Linked DNA regions of Homo sapiens: region 2 is linked to region 1. A link is a loop called in an ENCODE intact Hi-C map of the cell type or tissue named here. Cell type or tissue: Caco-2. All regions are shown on one strand. Links, peaks and the distances in the headings refer to the core of each region. The heading gives the core; the rest is flanking DNA. Region 1 overlaps KCNMA1 (potassium calcium-activated channel subfamily M alpha 1). Region 2 overlaps KCNMA1 (potassium calcium-activated channel subfamily M alpha 1).

Evidence for each region. Peaks named below come from ENCODE experiments on the same cell type or tissue, not always from the same donor. Only the 100,000 strongest peaks of a DNase experiment are listed, where the experiment ranks them.
Region 2: it touches region 1 in a loop (3-fold over the local background); 20 of 110 quality-filtered maps call a loop at or near these places.

What each region holds. Positions count from the first base shown.
Region 1 is chr10:77,172,758-77,175,671 of GRCh38, reverse strand. All of the region lies in intron 5 of KCNMA1 (potassium calcium-activated channel subfamily M alpha 1), which reads left to right. Among named protein-coding and RNA genes, the nearest start is that of KCNMA1-AS2, 33 kb to the right of the region's middle. In Caco-2, for the core only: a CTCF peak has its summit at 1,614 (motif pointing left); a DNase peak (open chromatin) is centred at 1,611.
Region 2 is chr10:77,484,439-77,487,352 of GRCh38, reverse strand. The region is part of intron 1 of KCNMA1 (potassium calcium-activated channel subfamily M alpha 1); the gene reads left to right. Among named protein-coding and RNA genes, the nearest start is that of KCNMA1-AS3, 140 kb to the right of the region's middle. In Caco-2, for the core only: no CTCF peak of the experiment used is centred there; a DNase peak (open chromatin) is centred at 1,312.

The DNA.
Region 1 (2,914 bases), core at 153-2,652:
GCTTTCCCATTCTCATCCATTGGAATGAATTCCTCTCTGACCTTTGTATTGTGCTGTTAGGATTCGTGCTATAGGAGCACCATACGCAGCCTGCTTTGTACTGACAGGTAGGACTGCAGCTTCCATGATAGCAATGTGGCAGGGACTGTGGCCCCCTTGTTTTTCGCTATGTCCCTAGTACCTGGAACAGTGCCTGACACATAGTTCATACTTGTTGAATGAATGAATGAGTGAGTCTTCTTAGGATCATGATAGTAAGGAACAGTTATTGATTGCTTATTAAAAGTAGGCACTATGCCCAGCATCTCACAGTCATTCTCTGAGTTAATATTCACAATAACTCGATGAGTAAATATTCATAGCCCAAGTTTACAGTTTGGGAAACTGAGGTTCAGGGTCTAAGTAAGTGGCAGGTCCAAGACTCAGGTTAGTCCAATTCTGGAGCCCATCTTTTAAAATGATTAGACCAGTGGTTCTCAAAGTGTGGTTCCTGGATCAGCAGCATCAGCGTTACTGGGGACTTGTTACACATGAGGGTTCTTAGAGCTCAACCGAGACCCAGGGATCAGAAACCGCGAGTTGGAGCCAGCAGTCTGTGTTTTAACAAGCACTCCTGGTGATCTCCAGTTTTGGAGCCACCGTACTGACTTATGCTGGGATGGTTCTCGAATTTTTATTAGAATCCCCCAGAGTGCTTTTAAAACTCTTCATGTTCAGGCCAAGCCTTTAAACCATTAACCTAAGAATCTCTGGGTGGAGGGTGTGACCTAGGCTCAGCTTCTTTTAATGTTTCTCAGTTGTGTCTGAAGTGCAGTCAGGATGAGAACCACTTGTATGCATCTCCTAACTTTCTAAACTTTACTGTGCATGAGAAGCACCAGGAGATCTTGTTAGAATGCAGTTTCTGATTTAGGAAGCCTATGCTAACGTCAGAGATCTACATTTCCACCAGCTCTCAGGTGTAGTGATTCTCCTGCTCTGTGGACCACACTTTAAATAGCCAGGCTTACCAATCCACTTAAAAATGGCCAAAACCACAATTACTTTTGCACCAAACTAATACACTGTGCTGTCCAGTATGGTAGCTCCTAGCCACATTTGCCTATTTAAAAGCTCAGTTCCTCCATCCTACCAGCTGTTTTTCAGGTACTCAAGAGCCCCATGTGGCTCATTGGCTGCGGAGCTGGACAGCACAGATGTGGAACATTCCATCATCATAGACAGTTCTGTGGGACCACGCTGCTCTAGAATGAGTCTGTGACAGCACACACCATGGCTTTTTACTTTTTGTATGCCCAGGACACTCTTGCACATAGTGGAAGCTTAGCAAATGTTTTTTGAAGTGATTTTGAGTGAATGGACCAATGGTAAAAATTCTATATCTAAAAGAAATAAATAACTTTCCTGAAGAAATGCTAGAGAAATCATGAATACACTGTTAAAAGGAACCCTCTACCACCCTACCCAAATTAAATTAAATATACTTAAGGACTCAGTAGGCCAAAAAGCACAAGAGACACTGGACCATGCTCCAGCTCCAGGACACACTACTCTGCTGCTACTGAAATGGCATTTTGGGCTCTGAAAGGAAAGGTCTCTGGTGCCCCCTAGAGGCTGGTCCTGCAATTTGCTGGATTTGTGAGCAATTAAGTAGCAAGGGGAGAGGGGAAGGGGGCCAATTTCATCATGCTCAGATGGGCAGTTCGTGGTTAGCAGTGGTGGAGATAGGCTCACTTTGAACTCCTATAAGCTATTTGACATCTGATAACTTGACTCAACCGCTATGACCAAAAGCACCCCTCCCCCAAGGGAGTTGCTTCTCAGTGACAGTGCCCGAAGCCTGGAAGGAAGGGCCCCTGAGTGCCCCCAGAGGTCACCCACTCCATGTTCCAGGCAGCTGACTTTCAACTTGGACATCTAGATTCCCTGAAGCCCAGAGCCTTCTAAGTAAACTGCTGTCTGTAGTCTGTGGGTTTCTTTAGAATAAGAATAGTGAAATAAAGAAAAGAAAAAGTATGATTTCCCTTTTTGGGCCAGGTGTCCTTAGGAGAGTGGGGGTTGGGGGGTTTGAGAGAAAGAGAAATCCAAAAGAAAAGTGCTTCCATAACTAGAATAAAGTTAGATGTGTTCATATTACACATATTACATATATGTGTATATATATGTATGTATGTGTATGTACATACAGTATATAATTGTCTCAAGTGCTCTTCCAAACAGTACTATGAAATAGGTGTCATTTGGGGGCCCATATTACAGATGGGGAAACTGAGGCTTCAGAAGGTTAAATAAATTGCTGAGAGTCACCTAGTGAGTAAATGGTAGAGCTCAGCTTTGATCTCAGGCAATCTACCTCCAAAGTCCATGTTACTTGATATGATACTATGCTGTCTCTCAAGCTACAAGTTAACACATTTTTAATAACTTACCAGCCTCCAAACTACTTTTTTCCCCCATGTTCACCAGTCCCCTCTTCTGAGCTTCTTGACCCATTCTATACAAGTAGCCAAATAAATAAAAACAATCCATGTTTTTACCATTAGTCCATGTTGAAATAGTATCATGCTAGATGTTATGGGCTGCTATGGTCTGAATGTTTGTATCTGCCCCAAATGTATGTGTTGAAATGAAATCCCAATGCCGTCGTGTTGGAGATGGGGCCTCTGGGAGATGATTAGATCATGAGGGTGGAGCCCTCAGGAATGGTATTGGTGCCCTTATGAAAGAAGCCCTTGGGAGGCTGTTTGTCCCTCCCACCATGCAGGGAAACAAGAAAGTGCCATCTATGGAGCAGAGAAAAAACCCTCCCCAGATGCTGAATCTGTTGTCGCCTTGATCTGGGACATTCCGGCCTTTAGAACTGTGAGCAATCAATTGCTGTTGTTTATAAATTACCCAGTCTAAGGTATTTTGT
Region 2 (2,914 bases), core at 147-2,646, 310 kb before region 1:
GACTTGCGAGATTTCTAAGGGGAGAGGCTGAGGTGAATCTTGGTCTTCTTCATTTAAGTGTGTTCCAGTTGACATACCAGGCAACCAAAAAAAAATGTATTACCTACAGAAAAGAAGTTCATATCAAAGAAGTGAATGCCTAATGGTGGAATTTCAGGGCCAAGTCTGTGTGGGGGTTTACTCATCTAGATTCTACTATATGTGTTGAGTTCTAGGGCTGAGCTGGATGGAGAGAAAGTTAGGCAGGACGGTACCTTTCCTGGTTCCTACCATCAACATCGCTGACTGAGTTTATGGGGAACACTGCTGGTATTTCATCCTGCAGGGATTCTTGAAACCTGCCATGAGCTAAGACAGCTCATTTTCAAGAGCTTTAAGTGGTCCTGAGCGGATGCTTAGCTGGGGACTTGTCATGGCCTGAGGTGACATACCCTTTCTGCAGAGGGAGAAGGCCTCTGAACCTTTCTTTCTTCAGAACCTGGGGGACTAGGGAGGAAGGGAAACCCCTCCATGACTTGCCTGCTTGGGGCTAGGAGCTGGAAATGGAGACAGAGGAAGCTGCTTCTTATTATGCACAGGGCCAGGAGAAACCCTTGGGCTTTGCCCGGGGCCAGGGCTGGCTTCCCTGTGACTTTCTCTCCACACACCCTCTCATCCTCCCTGGCTTCAGGAGTGACAGATAGAAGCAGAACTAAGCCGGCTGTACCCATCATTAATAACAGAAATATTCAGGATAGCTCATTCTCATGGAGAGCTCACTGTTCTTTGAAAATACCTTAGATTCACGAACAGATTGAAAAGGGTCAAGAGAGGTTAAGAACAGCCAATATTTATAGAGCTTGTGCTCTCAGCCACAATTTCAAAGTGTTCTGTGTGCATTACTTCATTGAATCTTTAGAACAACCCTGGAAAGTGGGGTATAATTGGCTCCATTTTAAAGAAAACAATACCTCAGCTATGCAGTTTGAGTAATGGTCCCGAGATCACTCCAAAAGGAAAAGTGTAGCACCAGATTTGGAATCAAACAGGAAGACTCCAGAGCCTAAGTTCATTCTCTGCGGTCCTGCTCTACTTGGTGGTGGGGAAGGGGAGGGAGGAGATGAGGTGAGGTTGAGGAAAGAATACTTCAGTGTGTGCTTAATCTGCCTCCTCCTGCACCCTGCCCTCCTCCTGAAGGTCTGTCCTGGCCACGGCAGCCTACATTATGTCCTCTTTCCAGCTTCTGTTTTGACCTGGTATTGACATTTGACTTGGCATGGCTTATCATTATCTCTATCTTGTTAGGATTGCAACACCCTAGTGAGCAGGGAATGGCCTCCAGCTCCCTCAGGCTCTCCTAGGATACCTTACAGCAGAGGTCAGGGTAGGGCTGATAAACACTTATAGTTGCCCAGAGCCCGGTACCTGGTCCACAGCTAGGGTGACCAAACATTCTAGTGTGTTTCAGTTTTGGCACTAAACTCTGGCATTCTGGGAGGCCCCACAATACTGGTTGGTCACCCTATATCTCATTTGACAAGCAAGGACATTGGTCCTTGGGGGACACAGTGTGGTCCCAGTCTCACCCATGGTTATTGGTGGAGGCTGATCCCAAGGCCTGCTCTCTGACCCTGATCCAGTTCCCTCTCCTCCTGCTGCTTTAGAAGTGAGGGCTCAGTCTCCTGCTCTTGCTTGTTAGGTCAAAAGCTTTTAGAGACAGCCACTGTCTTCTCTATGGGCTCTGAGATGCTTCTTATTCTCTTTTGGAGAAAAGACCCCCACAGTCAAGAAGCTTTGGCTGAGCCATCCTTACTTACAGAGCTTGTGCTGGGCAAGTCTTGGAGGGTCAGCCTGTGTTCTCTAGGGGCTTGCTAACAGAAAGGAAACGGCTTTTCCTCGAACCACAGAGCACAGCAACTCTTCAGACACGCTCGGTCAGCCTGCAGGGGCAGGGGGTGGTTGCCAAATTCTAATGATCAGAAATTAGAAACGGGAACAGTGAATTCTAGACCAGCAGCCTCCAAAGTGGGATGCACAAAACTATCCTTTGGAATAGGGGAAGAAAATGTTAAGACATCTATTTCTATTTACGTTTATCACTCTTTAAAATGATTACATCTGTGTGCACTTTATTGCGTATGTAATATGAGCACCATATGGTGCATGATGGGCATACAAATACACACGTGGGAGTGGACACTGATGGGGGTTGCTCATTCAGAAGTGCTCCCTATGTCTCCACAGCTGTATTTTAATGATCATGAGGTGGGCTGGCTGGAAGATGGTCACTTTCAGCAGAGGAGGTTCAGAAGAAGGAGAGAGTGAGTCTTAGAGTAAATTGGCTTAGAACATCCCTTAGTTGATGTTTAATGCAGATGATGCTTAAGTGTTTCTGGATGGTGTGTGATTTCTTGGAGCGATTTTGTGCATCAGGAAGTGAACTTCCTGCAGCCACATTTTGCACATCTTGTTCCATTACTTGTCTAACAGGATGCTCACATTAGCTTGTGGGTGACAAGAGGCAGGCTAGACAGAGCAGAGGTTCTCAAAGTGGAGTTTTCATATCAGCAGTAAGAGCCTCACTTGGGAAGTTGTTGGCGATGCAGATTCTTAGGCTTGCTTTCAGCCCCACTGACTTAGCGACTCTTTGGGTGGGGCCCAGCATGTCTTGTTTGGACCATTTGTCCAGGTGATGCTGATGATAGGCAAGATTGAGAACCATGGAGATACACAGGCAGGGGCACACAGTTTGAATCCTGGTTCTGCTCCTGCTGCTTCTGTGGCCTGGGACAAGTGACTGATGGCCCAGAGCCTTGATTTCCCCATCTGACAAATGAGAGTGATAACACCTCTCTCCTGGCATTAGTATGAGGATTAAAATAGGAGACAACTGATGTAAAGTGCTTAGCACTGTGCAGAGCACAAGGAGTTACTG